3 separate regions of the Homo sapiens genome follow, and regions 2 and 3 are each linked to region 1. A link is a loop called in an ENCODE intact Hi-C map of the cell type or tissue named here. Cell type or tissue: endothelial cell of umbilical vein. All regions are shown on one strand.

Evidence for each region. Hi-C counts contacts between places; a loop is a spot of excess contacts. Peaks named below come from ENCODE experiments on the same cell type or tissue, not always from the same donor. Only the 100,000 strongest peaks of a DNase experiment are listed, where the experiment ranks them.
Region 2: it touches region 1 in a loop (18-fold over the local background); 24 of 110 quality-filtered maps call a loop at or near these places.
Region 3: it touches region 1 in a loop (5-fold over the local background); 5 of 110 quality-filtered maps call a loop at or near these places.

What each region holds. Positions count from the first base shown.
Region 1 is chr21:29,086,230-29,094,229 of GRCh38, reverse strand. It overlaps a transcript of MAP3K7CL not described here. Among named protein-coding and RNA genes, the nearest start is that of CCT8, 17 kb to the right of the region's middle. In endothelial cell of umbilical vein, a CTCF peak has its summit at 4,047 (motif pointing left); DNase peaks (open chromatin) are centred at 2,989 and 4,019; H3K27ac peaks cover 1,864 bases.
Region 2 is chr21:29,345,646-29,353,645 of GRCh38, reverse strand. It overlaps BACH1 (BTB domain and CNC homolog 1), which reads right to left. Exons shown (of 5, transcript NM_001186.4): 5 at 7,498-8,000. Among named protein-coding and RNA genes, the nearest start is that of BACH1-IT2, 23 kb to the left of the region's middle. In endothelial cell of umbilical vein, a CTCF peak has its summit at 4,957 (motif pointing right); a DNase peak (open chromatin) is centred at 4,975.
Region 3 is chr21:29,495,766-29,503,765 of GRCh38, reverse strand. It overlaps BACH1-IT3 (BACH1 intronic transcript 3), which reads right to left and starts at 7,719. Exons shown (of 2, transcript NR_146594.1): 1 at 7,528-7,719; 2 at 3,380-3,593. LOC105372770 (a long non-coding RNA gene) reads left to right here and starts at 7,845. Exons shown (of 4, transcript XR_007067840.1): 1 at 7,845-7,931. In endothelial cell of umbilical vein, a CTCF peak has its summit at 3,823; no DNase peak of the experiment used is centred here.

The DNA.
Region 1 (8,000 bases):
TTGTGGGATGTTTAGGCTAGCCTCTGGCCTCTAGCTACTAGATTCTTGTACCATATCCCTGGTTGTGACACCCCAAAATATCTCCAGCCATTGCCAAATATCCCCTGGGGGAAAAATTGCCCCCAGTTGAGAACCATTGCCCTAGAGTAATTACTATGACCTAGATTGGTCCAAGCCTAAAGCATAACATATAAACTTACAAAAATGATATTCACAGATACATGACAATGTGACATAAACTAACCTTTAAACAGTTTACAGTTTACAAAGCACTTTCACATATAAGTCATTTGCTCCCCACAGTAATCCTAGAAGGAGGGTAATTATCATCATTCTCATCTTAGTGGTAAGGAAATTGAGATTCATACAAGTTACTTGATATGACCAGGGTTACTGCCTGCTAAGTGGCAGAGATGGAACTTAAACCTAGGTCCTTCTCGGCCGGGCGCGGTGGCTCACGCCTGTAATCCCAGCACTTTGGGAGGCCGAGGCGGGTGGATCGCAAGGTCAGGAGGAGATTGAGACCATCCTGGCCAACACGGTGAAGCCCCATCTCTACTAAAAAAAAAAAATACAAAAAATTAGCCCGGCGTGGTGGCGGGTGCCGGCAGTCCCAGCTACTCGGGAGGCTGAGGCAGGGGAATGGCGTGAACCCAGGAGGCGGAGCTTGCAGTGAGCCGAGATCACGCCACTGCACTCCAGCCTGGGTGACAGAGCGAGACTCCATCTCAAAACAAAAACAAACAAACAAACAAACAAAAAAACCTAGGTCTTTCTTTTTCATAAATAAAGAGAATTACCTTATTAAATGAGCTATGGAGGGGTTATTTCTAGTCTTTAACAATATTATTGCTCTTGGTAAAAAATTCAGTATTAGCTGAGAAATAATAGTTGTAGAGATACTCTTAACAGATTATTCAGTATGAAAAATGGATTGTGCATCCATAATAAGGGAAGCCTATCTGTAGATATTTACACAAGTTATTATATGAGCTATTATTTGGAAATAGAAGTCTTATGATAGTCAGCTGGGTGCAGGGGCTTACGCCTGTAATCCCAGCACTTTGGGAGGACGAGGCGGGCGGATCACTTGAAGTCAGGAGTTTGAGTCTAGCCTGGCCAACATGGTGAAACCCCATCTCTACTAAAAATACAAAACTTAGCTGGGCATAGTGGTACATGCCTGTAATCCCAGCTACTCAGGAGGCTGAAGCAGGAGAATCGCTTGAACCCAGGAGGTGGAGGTGGCAGTGAGCTGAGATCGTGCCACTGCACTCCAGCCTGGGTGACAGAGAGAGACTCCTTCTCAAAAACAAAAACAAAAAAGTCATAGTGAGCCTGAGTCAGAGACGTTGGAGAGATTTGTAATCAGTTAAGAGGAGTAAAAAAACAGCACAGTCGAACAAACTCAGGAATAGTCTTTCTCCTGTAAACTGCAGCCCCTGCCTGGTGAGAAAGTGAAATCACAATCCTAGCACATTGACTGAAGGAGATAGAAGAACACCCAGCACGTCGTAGAGCCATTGTCCTGCTCTGACCCAGATCCCTGCAGAATGAGGTGCTGCCCAACCAGCCTTAGGCTCCCATGGTGCAGTGTGTAAAAAGCCTTCAGAACCTGAGACTTCCAGAAAGTGGACGGAATACTCACCCAGAGGGGAGCTGGGGATTTCCACGGGCACAGTAATAGACTTTGGCTTCAGAGTGAGCATCCAATCGCCAGTAGCCAACTTGCTGACCTTTGGATTGTCCTCCAACATGGCCAAACTTGTTGCAGAGCATAAAACTGAAATACTAAATAAAGATCAAGGCCAAATCAAAGTCATGATGAGACAAATGACCCCGCACAGACCTTTTGATGTCAGTTCTTTTTTTCCCTGAGAAGAAATTGAAACCTCTTGCCTCCTCTTTAGAGAGGGTTGTTAATGGTTTAAATCTGGAAAGGTTTCTCATCAGGGGAAAGAGCACTGGGCTTGGACTCAGAATCCTGGATTCCAGTCCTGGATGTTCAACAGAGAAACCACTCAGCCTCGCTCTGCCTCAGATTTTTCTTATAAAAACAAAGAGAGCTGATTATAAGAACTCTAGGATTTCTACCACTTCTAGAATTCTACCCTTTACCAACATCTTAAATTTGCATTTAATATACTCCCCACTTGGGAGACACCATGCATAAAATTACAGAAGGCAGGATTTGGAGTCATGCAGGCCCAGCTTGCAATCCCAGCTCTGCAGTATTCTAGCTGGATTATGTTAGACAACTCCCCTAGCCCTCCCCATGCTCAGTTTCTTCATCTTTAAAACAAAGGTGATAACAACAGTATCCAACTCAAAAGGACTTTTGTGAATATTAAATGGAATTATATGTATAAACAATTAATACATAGTACCTGGTACATAGGAAGCACTCAGCAGATGGGAGTTACTATCATGTATTTGAGAATGGACAGGCCAGGTGCAGTAGTTCATACCTGTAATCCAAGCACTTCAAGAAGCCAAAAGCAGGAGGACTGCTTGAAGCCAGGTGTTCAAGACCAACCTGGGCAAAATAGCGAGACTCCATCTCTATGAAAAAAAAAGAAAGAAAAACTTAGCTGGATGTGGTGGTGCACGCCTGTGGTCCCAGTTACTTGAGGGGCTGAGGTGGGACAATTACCTGGGCCCAGGAGGTCAGGGCTGTAGTGAGCCATGATTCCACCACTGCATTCCAGCCTGCGTGACAGAGCAAGGGGCTGTATTGAAAAAATAAAAAAGAAAAAAAGAAAAGAAAATGTACACTCAGGAAAATAAAATTGAAGGACTTTTATTAAGAGCTATACCTCATTTTGTGATGGAGGGAACTAGAGTGACTTAAAAATCAACTGGCTAAAAACATTCTATTTTTTAAAATCTCAAAACTGTAAACGACAGTCTCTTAGAGGGAACACAGGCCATCTCATGTTTCCTGCATGATTCAAATTGGTGGATAATTAGTCATAAAGATTTTCTGAGTAAACAGCACCATTTGGTAATACACTGTTTTCTGCTGGTTTGGTTAGGGATGGAGAAATTGTGAATGAAAAAGGAATGTATATAGATGTGTTGTCCAGTACAGTTGCCACTGGTACCATGTGGCTATTCACAGCTTAAAATGTGACCAGTTCAAGAGGAGAGGTGCTGTAAATGCAAAATTCACAGCAGATTTCAAAGATTTGGTACCAAAAAAAGTAAAATATTCAATAAAATGTTTATATTGACAAAATGTTGAAATGATAAAATTGGTAAGTTGGAGTAAATAAAATATTTTAAAATGAATTTTACCTCCTTTTTAGTTTTTTAATGTGACTATTAAGCAATTTTAAATTACATATATGGCTTGCATTATATTTCTATTGACCAATGCAGTATAGAGAGGAAAAATAAGAACACACATACACAAAGAGCAAGAAAAAAAACGAAGTCCCGGGGATGCAGCAATTTTAAAAAAAAAAAAAGTGAGGAAGGCCACAGGCTTGATGATCCTGGCTCCATGCAAAAAAAGTCACTAAAATTGATTTTTCTATTAACAAAGAAGCTGCCGGGCGCGGTGGCTCACACCTGTAATCCCAGCACTTTGGGAGGCCAAGGCAGGCGGATCACGAGGTCAGGAGATCAAGACCATCCTGGCTAACACAGTGAAACCCTGTCTCTACTAAAAATACAAAAAATTAGCCGGGCATGGTAGGGGTGCCTGTAGTCCCAGCTACTCGGGAGGCTGAGGCAGGAGAATGGCGTGAACCCAGGAGGCGGAGCTTGCAGTGAGCTGAGATTGCACCACTGCACTCCAGCCTGGGCGACAGAGTGAGCCTCTGTCTCAAAAAAAAAACAACAAAACAAAACAAAGAAGCTAATAGAGATTGCATTCCCTACGCCTTTTACGTATTTCATTTTGTAACATTTGGTAGAAGAAAGAAAAGAGAAGTTGTGCCTTCCTCACTTCTTTCATTGAATAATCTCTTTTAATCTTATAAAACATTGTGTCCTCTTTTGGTCATAAGTGGATGGAAAGACATAAAAATAAGGAAAGTGCACCCTCTGCAGGCTACTTAGCAATACAGAAATACTAAACAGCAAAGTTCTGTAAAAAATACTGCAGAATGAATAAATGAATGGATGAGTTAACATTTCACATTACTGCATCTACTGCTGTCATCACTGATTCAATAATGGTGAAAATAAAGGCAAGGAAATGGGTCGAATAGTATCAAAATTATTAGGTTATATCAATTCTTTCTTTTTTCCTTCCCTCCTGCCTTCTCTCCCTCCTTCCTGTCTTTCCTCCTTCTTTCTTATTCTCCTTACTCCCTTCCTTTCTCCTTTTTTCCCTTCCTCCCTCCCTCTCTTCCCTTCCTCCCTCCCTCTCATCCTTCCCTCCTTCCTGCTTCCCTCCCTTCCTCCCTTTCTTCCTTCCTTCCTTCCTCTTTTTTCTTGCTTTCACTCTTGAACAGCTTAGACACATCTTGTTTGGAAATCCTATATAAAGACAGAAGGCAAAAGGCCAAACTCAGCCTAGAGATTTATGCTGTTTATTTCAGTACAGTTTCCTTGTGAGGTTAATGCTTCATTCATGTTTCTAAATCCAATCTGGCAGACAAAGTAAAGAAATAATAAGGCCACAAACATCACCAGCCACAAGCTTAATGGTGTCAAGTATGTGATTATAAGCAGCCCCTAACTTAGGAAAGGGTTACCTTCCCAAAGGCAGTTTATATTTTGGTTGTTTGGAACGAGAAATCTTTTTCTCATTTTTTCTGGGCCAGTTCACAAGGGCACAAATACGTATTAACCCATAATGTATGTGAGATAGATAATAATAACATCATTATTTTTACTTTATCAAACACTAATATATAACAGTATTTTTATGGAAAAAGACAAATGTAAGGCCCATCTTGGGCTCTCAGATTATCCTTCTTTCTGCAGGTGGTGTGAGCAGTCTTCTCCCAGTTTCTTGATTCAGAGATGAGGGTTATGTCTGGGAGATCCATGCCAGACAACCCCAGGACCAGTGTCTTTTTTTTTTTTTTTTTTTTTTTTTTTTTTTTTGAGACGGAGTCTCGCTCTGTCACCAGGCTGGAGTATAGTGGTGCGATCTCGGCTCACTGCAACCTCTCCCTCCTGGGTACAAGTGATTCTCCTGCCTCAGCCTCCCAGGTAGCTGGGACTACAGGCATGCACCACCACATCTGGCTAATTTTTGTATTTTTAGTAGAGACGGGGTTTCACCATGTTGGCCAGGCTGGTCTTGAACTCCTGACCTAGTGATCTACCTACCTCGGCCTCCCAAAGTGCTGGGATTACAGGCATGAACCACCACGCCTGGCCAGTATCTTGTTAGCACTCTTTAGTGCAAAACAAGGAAGCTAACTCACAGGTACAGTCACACCCCAAGATTTCTGAACTGGAGAACAAAGAAAAATTAATATCATCATCAGAGAAAGCAGCGCCCAAATGGTAGACTCTCTCTGCTTTCTTCAACACACACACATGCACACACACTTTCCTGTGTCACCAACACTCATTTTATAGATTGGGCATCTGTAGGTTAAGACTGACTGTAATGATAACCAGGCTTCAATAGCTTTAAGAAATACAGCACTAGTGTTATGGAATATATTTCCTATTAGCATTTTTATTATTCACAGCGTAATTTAAGACCAATTTAATTCCTTTTAACCTATTAAACAAAACTAGCGTGGTTAAATTAAACTTTGCAGTGTGTAAAATAACTTAAGGAGAGCTTATGAAAGGGAATTTGGAATAACTCAGAAATTATATTTATTGCTTACACATAATTCAAAACAGTGCGAAAATGTAATGCAATCTGTAAACTTGTGTTTTTGTCAAACAGATTATATATTTTAAAATAAACACTTGCAGGAAAACACAACAAAAGGTGATAGCATTTATTATTTGCTTTTTCTTATGGTTACATTTAAACTTTTTAATCCAGAATATATACAACAGCCTAAATTGTGTGCCTATTAAAGCTTCACCTTTCATAGTTAAAATGCTGAAAAAAAATAAAAGCATCTATCTTGATCAGAGTTATGAGAACACAAGTGAAATGTTTTTCCAGCTCTGCTCTCTCTTGAGTGCAGAGACATACACTTTGGAGCTTTTGAGAAATATGGTCCCTATCTAATGCACAGTGGTTCAACGAAGAAGCTCTTACTCACTTAGTGAGTAGATTAAAATACAATCGTAATTTCCTCTTTGGGAAGCTAAGTGTAGTTTTAAGCTATAATCTTTATGTGATTCCAGGTGTGATGTACAGAAATCTCATAGTGTTGTATAGCATGATCATTAAGAAAATGAGCACGACCGGGCGCGGTGGCTCACACCTGTAATCCCAGCACTTTGGGAGGCCGAGGTGGGCGGATCACGAGGTCAGGAGATCGAGACCATCCTGGCTAACTCAGTGAAACCCCGTCTCTACTAAAAATACAAAAAATTAGCCGGTCGTGGTGGTGGGAGCCTGTGGTCCCAGCTACTCAGGAGGCTGAGGCAAGAGAATCGTTTGAACCCCGGAGGCGGAGCTTGCAGTGAGCGGAGATCGCGCCGCTGCACTTCAGCCTGGGAGACAGAACAAGACTCTGTCTCAAAAAAAAAAAAAAAAAAAAAAGAAAAAGAAAATGAGCATTAGATTTACAGTTAAATCCTGCATAAACCATTTAGGAGATATACGACCTAAGACATAGCTTAACCTCTCTGTTCTTTAGCTTCTTCATCCAAAAACTGAGGTTCATTCATTTATTGAACACTTAACATGTGCCAAGCACTGTTCTGAGAACTGGGAACATAATTAAAAAACATATTTGGTCCAAATTCTCAGGAAGATTACATCCAAATTGGCAGAGATAGAGAGTTTTTAAAATTAATTAATGTGAAAATGTTTAGGGAGTATTAGCTTTTAGGATAAAAATAAAATAGGGTGATGTAAAAGGAATATTGAGGAAGTTCCTGAAGACAGAGTTGTCAAGGAAACCCTCTCTGGGGAGACGAGATTTAATCTGGGACCTGAAGGAGGCATCAACCACACTAAGGTCTGGGAGAAGAGAGGTCCAGGCAGAAGGAAAAGCTGGTGAAAAAGTCCAGCAGAGAGAATGAGTGTGGCATGTCACAAGAACAAAAAGAAGGTAGTGTGGCTGGGGCAGAGCAAGTGGAAAAGACGCAGGACATGAAGTAGGCAGGAGCTAGATCATGCCACTCCTTAGAGGAACTGGTTTAGAGTTTGGTTTTTATTTTAAGTACAGTTCAAAGCCATTGGAGGACTTTCATCAGGATGGTCGTGAAGACTGAGATAACACGCATAAAGCACTCAGCACAATGTGCAGAGTGAATACTCAGGAAAGGGGGACGTCATCATAATCATTGTTGATATATGATAAAACCCTAACATACAATATGTGAAGTCCAAAATATTTATTACTTTAAAACTCAGGGTCAAGTTATTGCAAGATTAATGAAGAAAGAACAGGGCCTTAGCAGAGGATAGGAGTCTATTGCCAATCACCACCTGGCCAGATTCTCGTTACTGTGGGGCAGGCTTTACTATATTTCTTGCCATCATTATCATTCTCACCATCAGCTTTATTATCAATGAAACTTAAGTAAAATCTTAGGCCAGCACTGCTCATCACGGAAGTGAAATGTTGATCAGCCTAGAGCAAAATGAATCTGAAGGAGCAATACTCAATGCTGTGGTCACTATGAAATGACACCAACATTCCTTAATTTCCCCCAGAGCATCATCAGGTAAGCGGACTTTCTGTTTTCCAAGCTGGGTGGGAATCCTTCCACTCATTTTCCAGAGCTGGTGGGCAGCAAACACTTACGGGGCCATGAACCTCGAGAAGTTCATTTCAAGCTGGAACTCACATAGATGTGCCAATGATTTTTCCTGGCCACATTTTATCATCTGTGCCTGCTCTTTCTCTAAGAACACCATATAAAGCAGTCCTTACTCCACGGATCATTTAGTT
Region 2 (8,000 bases), 260 kb before region 1:
CTCTATCTTCTCCAAAAAACTCTTCTTAGTCTTTTCAACCACCTCTGTAGGCTGGAGGTGGGTGGTCAGCTAAGAATTCCAAAAACACTTCTTGGCCAGTTCCTTCTCAAATGCTGCAAAGGAGATGGAGGTGAATTTTGGCAAGTTGGAGGAACAGAGAGGGGACCTCTGACAAAAAGGTACTAAGAAAAGAAGGGGGTTGTGACACGTGGCATGTGGCTAGTGGGTACTGAATTGGATGGTACCATTCTATACAAGACGATGAAAGCTTATTGCGTGCTAGCTGTGTCATGGGGCCTTCTGGTAGACACTCTTCCATACATTGTTTCATTTGATTCTTACTACAACCATACAAGATTGGTTATTTCCTCTATTTTTTACTTACAACTTAGCCAAAAATAATTTGCAATGTGTAACCACTAAAACTCACTTCACCTCCTTCAGTTCTTACATCTTCTCAGTGAGGCCTTCCATTGCCATTTCTTAGAAAACTGTAACCGGCCAGGCACGGTGGCTCTTGCCTGTAATTCCAACACTTTGGGAGGCCAAGGCAGGCAGATCATGAGGTCAGGAGTTCAAGACCAGCCTGGCAAACATAGTGAAACCCCATCTCTACTAAAAATACAAAAATTAGGCTGGACACAGTGGCTCATGCCTGTAATCTCAGCACTTTGGGAGGCTGAGGTGGGTGGATCACCTGAGGTCAGGAGTTCAAGACTGGCCTGGCCAACACGGTGAAACCCCATCTCTACTAAAAAATACAAAAATTAGCCAGGTGTGGTGGCGAGCACCTGTAGTCCCAGCTACTTGGGAGGCTGAGACAGGAGAATTGCTTGAACCTGGAAGGTGGAGGTTGCAGTGAGCTGAGATCATGCCACTGCATTCTAGCCTGGGCAACAGAGCAAGACTCCATCTCAAAAAAAAAAAACAAAAACAACAACAACAACAAAAACAAATATTAGCCAAGTGTGGTGGCACGCACCTGTAGTCCCAGTTACTTGGGAAGCTGAGGCAGGAGAATCACTTGAACCTGGCAGGCAAAGGTTGCAATGAGCTGAGACTCCAGCCTGGGCAACAGAGCAAATTAAAGAAGGCATTCAATGCGGTGAATTGATTTGAATTTTCACGAGGTGTGAGTAGAAGTTTGAGTCAGTCTTACTTTGCTATCGAGGACCAGAAGTCCCAACATGAAAGACATACATATAAGGAAATTCTATCTGAGAGACATTAAGTAATTTTCCTTTGGCTATACTGTGGCTAAGCATCAAAACCAGGCTTCAAAACTAGGTCTAGGCCGGGAGCAGTGGCTCACGCCTGCAATCCCAGCACTTTGGGAGGCCGAGGCGGGCGGATCACTTGAGGTCAGGAGTTCAAGACCAGCCTGGCCAACACGTGAAACCCCGTCTCTACCAAAAATAGAAAAATTAGCCAGGTGTGGTGGTGCACACCTATAATCCTAGCTACTTGGGAGGCTGAGGCAGAAGAATGGCTTGAACCCAGGAGGCAGAGGTTGCTGTGAGCTCTGATCGCGCCACTGCACTCCAGCCTGGGCAAAAAAGTGAGACTCCATCTCAAAAAAAAAAAAAAAGAAAACTAGGTCTGTCTCACTGCAGGTTTATGTTCTTTCTATTCCTCCCCATAGTTCCTGTACTTTCTGAAGGGGCTTGGATTTGTAACTGAGTCATTGCTTAAATTTCTGCAATTCTTTTAGTCCTTAAGTGCATACTTCATACTCAACCTATTTTAAGTATGCTGGCAGCTGTCTGCTCTCCCAGGCCCTAGTAAACACAAGTTCAGGCCATTAAGTGCTTTTACTAGCCAAATTCTCCTACCTTATCTTAGCAGCTATGTGCTCTACTTCTCATTCCTGTGTTAAACTTCATCCTTGATTCCACATTAAGCTTCCCTCCCAGATGTTACTGTTTAGCTGAAACAGAGCTGTCTGAGCAGGTATCCAGAGTTCTCAGAATGGTATGGAACACTTCTTGGCACATCAGATTTTCCACAGAACCCTGAAACAGAACCCCTCAAATATCAGATGTTGAGCATAATAGATGAGGTCTTCTAAAGCCCAGAGTAAACGCTCAAATGAGATGAAAACACAGTGCTTAAAAAACGAGTTCCTTCTTCAGAAAATCTTATTCTTAAGGTTTTAATAGTAGTCCTGTGCCCAGCAGTTAAGGCTATCATTTAAATCAAAGCAAGGAAAACATAAGCATGCTTATTTCACAAAGGAAGATTCTCTGAAATTAATAGCTCAAAACAGAACTACTGTCAGTTTCTGAGGTGGACCAAATAGGTATTACTTTAGAAAGCTTAAGTTATAGTGGATATTTTCATATAGCGTGCTGGGTATTGTTAACAGGATCTCCTGCCAAGAGATTCACATCACATGGGAAACCTGCATATCAAGATGGTATCTGGAAAATTATTTAGGTCCGGTCTCCTGAAAGAAGGAAATTAACTGTTTAGAAAACAGCTGACTTTCGGGACAGTGATTAAGTATAAACTAAGAGTGCAGAATGAAAATGGTGTCTGTTTTAAAGGATGGCTGTTTTAAAATGAAAAGGTAATGTGCTCAATTTTTAAATATTTTCCATGATCTTTGCATTTATACTTTAAGAATAAGATGAGGAAGAGGAAAAAGAAGTGTTTGCAGTTAAACACAAGGTCAGGCTTGGCTTTTAAACCTGAACCTATGTTCCCGCTAGTAGTGGAGTGTGCAGATGAGAGGGCAAGTTCGTGGCTTTCATGGGAGTCTGCTCCTCTTCTGGGGTATCTTTCTCTTTCTCTTCTTGCAAGCTTCTCAAAGCCCCCAGACTCTGCCTCCACGTAATTCCTTTCCACATTCTTCCCTTCACCTTCTACACTCTGACCTTGGAACATGATCTTCCCTCAACCTCTTTGCTCCCCTCATCCCTGCAGAGATGGAGTGCGCTGGCTGATTGATAAATCTGAAAATAACTGGTTGTCCTCTGCCCTGCATGGCCATTCTTCCTCTTGGGATGTGCCCGTCTCCAAATAGCACCACTAGCACTCTACGCCTCCACACCACCATGCTGATTAGCGGAGTATAGGTGGTGCTATGCTGCCCAGAGGAAAATCTCCCTTCATGGAAACCAAGGGTGGAAAAGTTACTTCCCTCTAACAAGAAACAACCTGATAAGGTCAACTTGACTCATTCTGGAGTTTGCACTAGGCTCTCACGCTAAGCTACTCCATTATCAGCAACTGAGGTTTTGTTTTGGTTTCCCATCTACCATTCCTTTATTTTCTCTCTCAAATTCTTCATAGCTCAGGAAAGGAATATGCAATGTTCCTTTGGAAACCCAACATTTGGCAGGGCGGCATTGTATACAGACATTGAAAAATCAAAACCAGAAGAGCAGAGTTTGGGTAGTAAGAGACGCATGTGATTGGGAGTCTTGTGAACCACGGGGTGCAGTAGAGGCCGTGACATTTTACCTTCGATTGTATGTGGAGGTTTGTATTAGGCCAAGTGGGTTTTTACAGGAGTGACGTTGGTCTGGGTAAGAGGTTTTAAAGCAGGCTGTGAGCATATTGAATCTAGAGGATCGTTGTGGCTTGTGGTGTTTTTCCTCAGAGAATGACTTTCTGTGGAGCCCTAACTGGTCTCCTTAGGCCTTTGGAGAGGCTGGTGGGGAGGGGCATCTTAAGTGAAAGGCGCAAGGACTTCAGAAGAGATATGGAGCGCCTCTCATAGTGCAATTCCTTCAGGGACTCAGGAGTTTAACTGGCTCAATGCCAAGAGTCTAAGTGGCTCAGCATTAATGAGACACTCACAAGATTATCACAGCATTTGCACCACCTGTTTTGAAATCAAGCCAATCCCCAGCCAAGACAGCAGCTGTCCAAGAAAAATTATATTCTTAGAACACGGTACCTGGTGCACCCAAAGGCTGTGGAAGGTACTCAGTGGTAACTGAGGCAAGGAAAGTCAATGGGGAAAATCCTTACATTAGCTTCCCCCTGATGCCTGTCAGTCAACACCCACTTTCTGGAATGTACTACCCATGATCTTAAACCCAACTGGCAGAAATTCCCTCCACACCTCTCACGGACTGCAAGAGGCCCTAGAAAGTGGGTGCAACATGGAATAAATTAAATGTGGGCAGCAGCCGCCGGTGGGCCCCTCTCCATCAACAGCAACATAGCAGTTTCACAGGGAAAGGCCCAGCGCCCACAGGTGCTTGGCAGGGCAGGTGGCCTCAAGATGCCACTGCTGCAGTTTCCAGGGGAAAAGCAGACTTCACAGGCCTTTTAGGTGTAGCTGGGAAAAATAATAGGTACTGATTTTCACCGATTTTCAAGGCAGCTGGGTTCCAACGTACTACAGAGTGCTTGTAAGGTTCTAGCTTCTAACTGGTAGCGCCAGGCCACTGTGGCCCTTGCTGTATCAGCCACCCCAAATTCCATTCTGCATTCAGGCACAAGGAGGGAACCATGAAGGGACCTTGGATCCATGTGGTTCATCTGTAGTTGATTCTGGACTGCTTAAATCTATGTAAAGATAGATTTTTTTTTTTTTTTTGAGACGGAGTCTCACTCTGTCGCCCAGGCTGGATAGCAGTGGCGCTATCTCGGCTCACTGCAAGCTCCGCCTCCTGGGTTCACGCCATTCTCCTGCCTCAGTCTCCTGAGTAGCTGGGACTACAGGCACCTGCCACCACGCCCGGCTAATTTTTTGTATTTTTAGTAGAGATGGGGTTTCATCGTGTTAGCCAGGATGGTCTCAATCTCCTGACCTCGTGATCCGCCCACCTCAGCCTCCCAAAGTGCTGGGATTACAGGCGTGAGCCACCCTGCCGGGCCGTAAAGATAGATTTAAGACGCCTCCTCCATCCCTAGGAGGCAACTTTCTTAGGCCTAAACATGCATTCTGGCTCAGGCCTGAAAACGCCTGTATACAGGGATGTTGGCTCAGAGCCCCTAGAGGGAGCCCTCACTCAACAGTCCAGGTACCAGAAACAGCTTGTTGGAAGGGGAAATGTAAATTAAGGTGTCATGCAATGGTGGTCTTTCCCCCAGGAATGATCAGTGTATACGGCCAAAATTAAGCCCTTTTTGAGCGTCCTTCCAATAGAAATTAGGATCACGAGTTGTGAGTTACAGAACACTGGGGCATCTTTGGGGAACTGAAACCAAGATTTTTTTTTTTTCCAGATACTATTGAGGTTCTACTATGGTCTCTGGCAGCACTAGGTACTGAGCTGTGGGAGCAGTGTTGTATGGGATGACTGCTTTAGTACCTGGGAATTAGCTTGTTTCGAAACAAGGGTGGTTGTGGGGCCAAGGCTATGATAATTTTGTGGTTAACTCTTCTGACTCTAAAGTGAGCACATCAGAGACTCAGCCTCAAACCTAGTTCCTTCTGGAGCACGGTAGGAACAACCACTCTCTTAAAGACAACTCCAGCTACAGCCTCTTGAAAGAATCTCAACTGGACCTAGGCATCAAAAACTCCTCTGGCCAAGGCTGATCTGAATGAGAAATCTGGCAGGATAGTCTTGGGATTTATTTTTCTTAAAGTTTTGTACTTCGAACTCAGGTGGACAAAATAATTTGATTTGCTTTAGTTCCTTTAGACTTTAATGCCTTTAGATTTTTTTTAATCCAAAGGGACTTAATCTTTGAATTTTTTTCTCTAAAAGTTGAATAATAAAAGTTAAACTTCCATTCAAATTTGGATATCATTATGTTGCTAGCATTTTATTCCTGGACTTTCATGCATTTTCTTATGGGAATGTTATGTTGGGATCTAATCTCAATGCAGAACATCTGATATGCTACATGCTACACGGGACGATGAGGTAGGAGAGAATTAGGGATGAGAAAAATGTTCAGTCTTTGGTACAGAGTAGCCTTTGAATTCATTTACTTACTAGTACACTGCTGGATCCAGAGCCTTCTGAGACCAAATGTTCACTGACAGCCCAAGCCAGTCACACCTGCAAAGGCTGGTGTTGGGAAGTGGCCTCAAAGGTGAGAGGAGGTCTGCCCTCTGGAACAGATGCTCTCCTCCTCCAGGCCATCAGTCACAGCCCTGGTTGAGCAATGGGCCAATGTTTCAAGAGAACTTAAACTGGGGAGCATGAAAGGGGAACACTCTTCCCTAAGACTTCCCTAGTTTAAATCTCCAGGGCAAGAAACACCCTCTGGCCTTTGTACTTCCACTTTGTACTTTGTCCTGGCCCTGATGTAGTAGTCCCTGATTCTAATGAGTAAATTTTTAGCGTCATTAAGTCTACTTGGCTCGGCCCACCCCTTACTTGTGGAATTTGCTCCCTGTTTACATTTTTCTGCTCCTCTAAGAGCTCTGCCCCTTTTGGGGTCGTCCAAGGTGACCGGTGGATGGATTAAGTCTGCCTAATTCCAGAATGCACTTTTAGCAGGTTCACTGGGCTAAACAGCTAGAAAGCCATGGTTCCAAGCTGGGTTCCATCAGCGATATGGACTTCACCTACTTTTTATTTCTCAAATGGTTCAAAACTCTGGCCAGGGAAAGGGTGCTATTTTTGGCCTTCCTCTAAACCCTCAATACCTACTACCTATACTTCTGTTGCTCTTAAAGCCCTTACAGTCTAACCTCAGACCTTCGATAACTTAAGTCAATCTGGGTAGGGCAAGATGCTGGGACACCCACTGGTGAACACTCAAGTGGGGGCCTTCCTCCTTCTCCCTCTCACTGTGACAACCTCCTTCTGTTCCTTTAACACGCCAGGCTTATTTGTGCCAAGTGGCCTCCTCTCCCCAGAGACCATCTTCTCCCGATTCAGACTACAATCTTTCAAAGCTTGGTGAAATCCCACGTTTCTCACCCTGTCTCCTTTGAACTCTTGCAGCCACCACACTATCTCACACAACTGAGCACTTTCTTACAAGTCATCTTGATTCCATCGTTGGTCTAGTCAGGGTTTCTCAATGTCAGCCAGATCGATACCCTGGGTGGGTAATTGTTGTGAGGGCTGTCCTGGCCTCTGCCCCTAGAAGCCATATCCTATACCCTGCCCCCGAGATTTGTGTCTCTGGGAACTGCCAAGTGTCCCCTAGGCAAGCAAAATCATCCCCAGCTGAGAATCACTATGATTAGACCAGAAGACTTTGCCCTGGATGGCCAATACCGCTGAGCAGCTGCCCAAAGCTTGGTCAGAAGGGCCTGGTTGGAAATTGAATAGGATACAAAGAGCTGACTCGGCAGATAAGTTTTTAAAACTTAATGACTGATAGAGATAATACCCCTTAAGAGTCCCTATACTTCTCTATCCAAACTAACATTAAGTAAAATCAGAAGCAAAGCTAAAATCTGTGCTTCCTAAAACACCTGAATGCTGGAATTTTTTTTTTTTTGAGGCATGATTATCATCAACTAAGGAAAGATTCTCTCCTACAAATTCAGATATACTAATTACCGATCAAAAGACTAAACTGAGTAAATCCACATGAAGTGAGAAAATGAAAATGGAATGTACAATTCTATTCAATTAGAAGCAATTTTAGAGAATTTTATTTAACTGTCAACTTATCACCAACATCTAACATTTTTTAGTTCAGGTACATTTGGGTAAGAACATTAGGGAGAAATGTAAATTAAATACTATGAAACTATGCTTTTAATGAAACATGGTCTCAGTAAAATATGGACACAAAAGTTTAGTGGTTTTATTGCATTGTTAGAAAATTATATTATGAAAGATATAAAAAAATCAATGTTTTTCTGCTTCTTTTATAATCAGTATGCCATCTTCTACCATTATGGCTTTAATTTTCATTCTACCCAACAAGTTTCAAAGAATAGTTTATTACATGCCTTAATAAAACATTTAAAATATTTACAGATTCAAAATAGATGTTTTATAACTGAAAAAAGTTCACCTGAGAATTCACCGTAACATTGCCATTTTTTTCCCAAGTTGTTAATGTGACTGAGTGTCCACATGCAACCTGTATCGTCTACTGCATCTAACATACTTATTTCCTTA
Region 3 (8,000 bases), 410 kb before region 1:
GGAAATGCCAGTATCCCAAATCCCTATTAATGCCTGCTGATTTTGACCCATAGTTCTCCCCTCCAAAAACACACAGATACACACACACACACCACATACTTCCAGTATTACCCAGACTCTGTGCACTTCCGAGTCAATATTTTTTACTCTGGTGGTTGGTCATACCAGCTTCTAGCATCACCATACCTTGAGCCCAGAACCAAATCTTCCCCACTAATATTCTTCAAGCCTGGACATAGTTTTCTCTCTTAACTCTCCAGAAAAACAAGAAAAGACGTAAAAGGAAGCCTCGGGAACCCCCAGGGTATTCACTCCCTTATAGGAAATGGCTCAATCCCAGCCCCTACATTCAACCATTCGTGGAATAGCTTTCTTTATTTTTAGTCCACAACTTAATTTTTTGAGCTGCTCAAAAAACAAAACCAAAAAAACAGTGTAGACTGTTCAACCATTCATAGTCCCATGTGGGAGACAATAAGTAAAATAAGCTAATGGAAGGAGGAGACAACTTCTAAAAGTCACCTTTACAACATAGCCCAGATAAAAAATACTCAATTTACATGAGCAAACAGCAGAATCTGGATGGCAACAGATGGAAATGTCAAGGTTTCCTCCTAAGAATCATAGATAACTACTAGTCTTCCATTTACAGAGCTTAAACGACCCCTTTAAAGAAGACATTCAGCTTCGAAAGATTGTAGGTTATTTTCTACAGGAACTTAAATTACCGGTAACTTCCACCCTAAAAAGGCAATTCTCTGTCTATATATTTGAAAATGTTATTTCTTCTTCCCCAGGCACCCCACTATGGAGTTTATTTTTTCTCAGTCTTTGAATGTAAGATGCAGTTGTTTTTGCCTGGAATGACTGAAGGGTTATTCTGCCTTTGAGCTATATATTAATTATTTCATTCTCTGGTTCCATAATTCTGTGCCACACATAAAATATTGTCAGTGTTGACTTGTCACTGAAGAGGACAGCCCTACCAATTATAGAGAGAAGTAGTTCTCAGTCTCTTCACTTCTCCGTTTCCTCATTGAGAAGCAGAAAGTGAGAAATAATTGCTAAAAAAGTCCCGCAGAGGCAGTGTGGGACATACCTAGGACTTGAGAGTGGCACCATTATGATTCTTTTTTTTGAGACAGAGTCTCGCTCTGTTGCCCAGGCTGGAGTGCAGTGGCACGATCTCGGCTCACTGCAAGCTCTGCCTCCCAGGTTCACGCCATTCTCCTGCCTCAACCTCCCGAGTAGCTACTACAGGCATGCATCACCATGCCCAGCTCATTTGTGTATTTTTTGTATTTTCAGTAGAGACAGGGTTTCACCATGTTGGCCAAGCTGGTCTCCAACTCCCGACTTCAGGTGATCCACCCACCTCGGCCTCCCAAAGTGCTGGGATTACAGATGTCAGCCACCATGCCCAGCCACCATTATGATTCTTTATGGTTCTTACCCACTAAACAAAATTGCCTTCTTTCCTTGAACATGAAAGGGACAGAGCACCTTTGGGAAGGTTTATCTTCTTCCAGTCTCTTCAGAAAATAACACCTCACATTTCTCCTACTCCTAATCTTCAGTAAGTGATGATGAGCCATTGTCCCTGCTACAACAAATTGCTACTTTAAAAAATTTACTTTCAAATTTAGACAGTTTCCACAAAGAAAGAACATTTTCATGCTAGATGCCTGATCTCCCAGAACACTATGCCCTTTTAGTGGAAAGGAAACCCAGCTGGTGTTCTAGAGAACAGAATCTTCACTGGCTCTGGTTGTTAAATTGCAAATCAAAATAAAATAAAAGATCTATATAAATAGGCATTACAAATGACTAATGAACAGAGCCTAAAGGCAAGATACATCAATAGCTTGGGAAATGCCCAAGTTTCTGCTTTTCAGCGTTGTTGGAAATACTATTAAGGACATTATGTTTCATTTTGCTTTCATCATTTGCTTAATAAAAATGCATGGTATGACATTCCCATTTATTTTTCTACTCTGAGAACATTAAGTCAAAAGCATCTCCAGTTTCACCCATCACCTAAAGAGTTATTTATCTGTGACTTTTGAATATGGCATTACATGTTTTTATACATTATAGCATCATCCTTGCAAAATGTGCCCAAAAATATGACTCTAGGTTAAACAAATAATAATAGTCATCAGGGAAAAATGAACTGGTGCTAGGCGAGGAAGGAAAAGATCATCTCAAGCTGAGTCCTCAAAAGAAATGTGAAGCTAATGAGGCAGATATGTGCCAAGGGGGTGGGGGAAGCCACAAATGACAAGTGTGACAGAGAATATTTCTGTGTCAGTAGGATCTTTTCAGAGAAAGAAAGGGAAATAAGAAAAGTTTCAAACTTAGAGCCAATCCCAGCACTTTGGGAGGCTGAGGTGGGCGGATCACAAGGTCAGGAGATCGAGACCAGCCTGGCCAACATGGTGAAACCCCGTTTCTACTAAAACTACAAAAATTAGCTGGGTGTGGTGGCACACGCCTGTAATCCCAGCTACTCGGGAGGCTGAGGAAGGAGAATTGCTTGAACTCCGGAGGTGGAGGTTGCAGTGAGCCGAGATGGTGCCACTGCACTCCAGCCTGGGCGACAGAGTGAGTCTCTGTCTCAAAAAAAAAAAAACAAAAACAAAAACAAAAAAAACCTAAGAGCCACATCTTTTTATGCATAATGAAGAACCAAAAAACGTGTTTTCATAGGAGAAATATTGATAATAAAATAAAAATTTTAAATGGATAATGTGGCAAAGATAGGACGCCAAGCAAAGGTTATCCTGGACACACAGAACATTTTAAGCAGCCTACTCCCATTCTCTCCTCAGCATGACTGTCAGTCTGCATAGAGTGACCTGAGAATTGAACCCAACAGATGCCTTGTGGCTTCTTGCAAAAGAGTCTTTCATTATCTTTGCCTGTGATCTCTCTTCATATGGTAAAATCTATAATGGGTCAATATCATTCCATTCACCATGACAGCATCTTGGGCTCCTCTCCATAAGGAAAGATGGGATTGGTGGCTTTGTGGCTGACCCTTTATCGCAAGGATGTATCATGTGCTTCCTATGTAAAATGGGAAGAATTTTACCAATTACATGAATTATTATTACTGTAACCTCTCCCCATTTACCCCACTAAAGTCTTCTTTGCTTGGTAGTACATTAAGAGCCAGAATGTGATAACCTCTGCCCAGCTCCCTTGCTATGAAAGGGCACTAAAATACTCAGGTCTGACTCTACTTTTTCTCAGCCTATCTGGGTTGGTCATTTTTATTCCTTCCATCCTACTTACCCATGTCATACTCTGGATATTTGAAAGAACTTCTGATCATGAATGATGGAGAGATATTGTAGAACCTAAAATGGGCTGCCAATTTTTTCATTTCACAAGTATTTATTGAGAACTTCCTTTGTGCCTGGAATTGTGTTCGGGGCTGGAGACATAAACCTGAGGGCTCAGGCAGCTCACTCTCAGGTGGAAGAGGCATCCTGGCTATAAATTATTGTGATAACAATGTGTTGGGTGCTTTTGGAGTTGTGAACTGTAGGCACCGCCTTCTCAGAGCTTCCAGAAAACAGCAGAGGGAGCTACAAAGTTTGGACAGAGTGGTCACGGGTCTATCCAAACTTCCCTAGTCCGCTATAGTGACCCCTATTCTGTGCTCTTCATTGTTTTCTTTGAAGAGCGCCCAGGCTCCCACCATCTGGAGGAGCAATAGGGGATGCCATGGCGCAGAGCTGCCCAGGCTGCCCTGCCTGCGGCCTGCTCTCTGCTGCCCCTGCAGGGCCTGCGGTAAATGGGCTCATTTATTCCCAGAAACATTTTCTTGAACCTAACAATATCCTCCATCATTTAAAAAGCAATTCCTGAATTCCCAGCTGCCACAGGAGGGCAGCAGAGACAGTAACCCTGAGCCAGAATCTCTCTACAGGGGCCCTGTGGCTCCCCACATCAGCCATGGGTGTGTGCTGACTTTTTTGCCTCGGGTATGGACAGGAGGTCGTTGAGAAGGGACCAAGCCAATTTCATTCCTCCCCAAGGGGAAGCATTTTTCTGAACCCCACTAGCACCCTCTCTTTGGGCCCACAGATCTTTTGCTTATCTCTTCTAAAAAGTGAAAGCATTAAAAAAAGAGAGAGAGAAAGACAGAGAGAGAGAGAACCCCACCACACCAGTGTTTCCTGTTTTTTCAACTTAACAAGCCAATTGTTTCTGTGTCTCTTTCCCGCTTGAAAAAAAGAATAAAGAATACACCCAAGGTTGCAGACAGGGTGGGGTTGGAGGAGGCCAGCCTTCAGGGAGAGTACTGAGCACCTATGGGGGAATGTGTCCCCAGTTCAGAAAGGTTTTCCCTCAGTCTTCGGCCATTCATGGCAGCCCTTGAGGAAAGACTCCCCTTGAGGAAAGACCCCCATAGACCAAGCTGGTTAGCCAGACACTGCGGCTCTTTCTTCATTTTTTCCTGGTTGGTACCAGCCCAAGGAACACAGACCCTAGTGTTACCTTCGCAATGTGCTCCCTATGTCCCAGGCAATTCATTAGCGTATTGGTTAGCAGGAATTTTTGCTCAGTAGCACATTAGAAAAGACCATGGAATATTGTTATTTCTAAAATTATTTTCTATTTTTCTTTTTTTTTCCTTTTTAATATTTTTTTATCTCTTCCTCCAATCAATCCCTCAAATTCCACCACCATCCACATTCTCCCGGGCTCCTGACAATTATGTTTAGCCCAACTCTAACCACAGGCTTCAGAGGCTGTTTCCTCCTGATTTTCCAAATGAGGCAAAATTGGAACCTCATTTTTGTGAGCTTCAAGCTCACAACCAGCAGCAACTCAGCGCATGCTTCTGCACACATGATGTGGACGTGCTTTTAATCTTTCTTGTACCTTTATAAGCAGATCCTCCCAGGCTTCTGCAGTGTAGGAGAACGGATATGGTTTTATTAAAAATAGTGTCTCAATTTCAATAGCTCTAAGTTCCCACCTGCTTGATGGCAGTGCTGAAGGGAGCCCCTCAGAGCCTCCTCTGCTATTCCAGGCATTCCAGGGTGGCTTTGCAGGACAGCAAGGAGGAAATCTGCTCCTGGACTTTGATTTCAACCTCATCTGCTGTCCACTGCCTGTACCACAGAAGGCACCTTGATGAGATATTGCTCCATGGCTTTCAGATCCTCTGAGAGAATAGGGGTCATGGATCTCTCCACTACAACTTTGGGTACTATTTGGTAGCCACCCCAAGGTCACAGGCCGCCTCAATAATACTAGGATCATGGTCGCAGTCACCTTTTCCACTTAAGCCCTGAAGTTGCTCTGTTCATGCTGGATTCGCAAGTCCTTAGGCTTCTGACTTAACCTACTCCCTTACTAGGGTTGAGAATTGGCTCTGCCATACTCTAGAAAGGGAGTAGGACACAAGTGCCCCCACTCCTTCCGTACCCTTATTTATTCTCTTCTTTCTCTTTTCTCCAGTTGCCTTTGTCCCTACAATGGGATGAATGGTGTCTTCTCAAAAGATATATCCAAAGCAATGTAAGTGCTGATCAATAGACAAATGAATAAAGAAAATGCGGTGCATATACCCAATGGAGTACTATTCAGTCATAAAAAAATGAGATCCTATCACTCATAACAACATAGATGGAACTGGAGGTCATTATGTTAAATGAAATAAGCCAGGCGTAGAAAGACAAACTTCGAATGTTCTCACTTATTTGTGAGAGCTAAAAATTTTTTTTAAATTGATCTCATAGAGATAGAGAGTAGAATGATGGTTACCAGAGACTGGCAAGGGTAGCTGGGGTAAGGAGTGGGGATGGTTAATGGGTATAAAAATATAATTAGATAGAACGAATAAGATCTAGTATTTGATAGTACCACAGGCTAACTACAGTCAACAATATTTTACTGTACATTTGAAAATAACTAAGTATAATTGGATTGTCTGTAACACAAAGAAAGGACAAATGCTTGAGGCAATGGATACCCTATTTACTCGGATGTGATTGTTACACATTGCATACCTGTATCAAAATATCTCATATACCATATATATATATATATATATATATACACACACATACTATGTACACACAAACATTAAAAATAAATAATTTTTAAAGATATATCCAATTGCTAACCTCCAGTACACATGAATGTGACCATATGAAAATAGGTCTTTTGTAGGTCTTCACAGATATAGTTAAGGATCTTAGAATGAGATCATCCTGGATTTCAGTTGCACCCTAAATCCAATGACTGGTGTCCTTACAAGAGAAAGGAGAAAGAGATTCTAGACACAGGAAGGAAGAAGGCCATAGGAAGATGGAGACAGAGATTAGAGCAATGCTGAAGATGAAGACAGAGATTGGAGTGATGCTACCACAAGCAAGAAACACCAGGAGCCATCAGAAGCTGGAGGGGGCAAGGAAAGATTCTCCCCTAGAGCCCTCAGAGGGAGTGTGGCCCTGCAGACACCTTGATTTAGGACTTCTCACTTCCAGAACCATGAGAGAATGCATTTCTGTTGTTTTAAGCCATCAAGCTTATGGTAGTATGTGGCAGTCCTATTCTCTCAGAGGGTGTGAAAGCAATACCTCATCACGATGCCTTCTTCATGACAGGCAATGGACAGCAGGCGAGGTTGAAATCATAGTCCAGGAGCAAATTTCTTCCTTGCTGTCCTGCAAGGCCACCTTGGAATGCCTGGAATAGCAGAGGAGGTTTTGAGGGGCTCCCTTTAGTGCCGCCATCAAGCAGGTGGGAACGTAGAGCTATTGAAATGTAGACGCTAATTTCAACAAAACCTCATAAAAATATAGCTGTCATCCTACTCCTGAAGCCCCAACCTGTCCTTCTACTTATTTCAGTGAAAAAAATTAAAACTCAGGCAAATAGAAACTGAAGTAAAAGATGCCTCCTAACCCCTCTAGGCACGAACAACTGAGTCCTAGCTGAGCACAGTCCTGGGTTCGTCTGGTGTCTTTTCCTTGAAGACCATTTTGTTGACACTCCTTAAACTTAAACACTAGATTTCTTAGGGTTCTTCCAGCTAATCTTATAGACACTAGTTAGACAACATGTGAATGGACTTAAAATTAATACACTTTAACTCTACCACTCACTTTGCAACTCAATGCACTCTCCCCTGCCCACCAACAAGCAAAACAAGCCATCCATAAGTTGAGAATTGCAGAACCTACAGTTCCTGTAATTTATGTCTAACTGCCCAAGATAAGGATTATTAGGTCTTTCCAGACTTCCTCACTCAGTATTCTAGTTGACAGCAGGCCTCTGTTCTCAGGCCACTCTCTGGAACAAACACATATTTGAATTCCTTCCAACCAACCAAACAAACAAACAAAAATAATAACGTTCTGTCTCTCCACCATGTTCCTCCCTGAAGAAGGAATAGATACTATTACTCTCTCCCCCTTGCCATACATAAGAGGCAGTCTTCTTGAAAGAGAAATAATCTTTGGGGACTATGGTTAAAAGCATCCATTTTGGCCTTAGACAGACCTATGTAAAGTCCTGGCTCCATAATTGAGCATGTTATTCTCTCCAGGTCTTGCTTCTTTCTTAACTAAAAGGGGAAGAGCCCCACAGTTATACTACAAGAACACAGTGAGATGAGGCAGTTGTAGAACTAAGTAAACAGAAAGGACTGTAGAGGATAAAATGGTAACGAGTCTCTGTACAGCCCAGGAAAAGGATAAGAAGGAAGGGTTTGGAGTTAAAGCAAACTCATGAAGGACTCCTAGACCTCTAGATGCGCCAACAAGGGACTGTTGCTCAGGCATCAGGAATCAACAGAAGGTGACTGAACAGCCACTGACACAGGCCCTACCCGTAGCTTCTACATCCCTCTTCCATCACAGCACAAGCACACAGAACCCTAATTGGTAGTGCCAGAGACGCAGCAGGTACTCAGAGATGGCTTACTTCCTGCATCCAGAAAGCTGAGCACATGGTGTCCAAGGGCAGGGGAGATG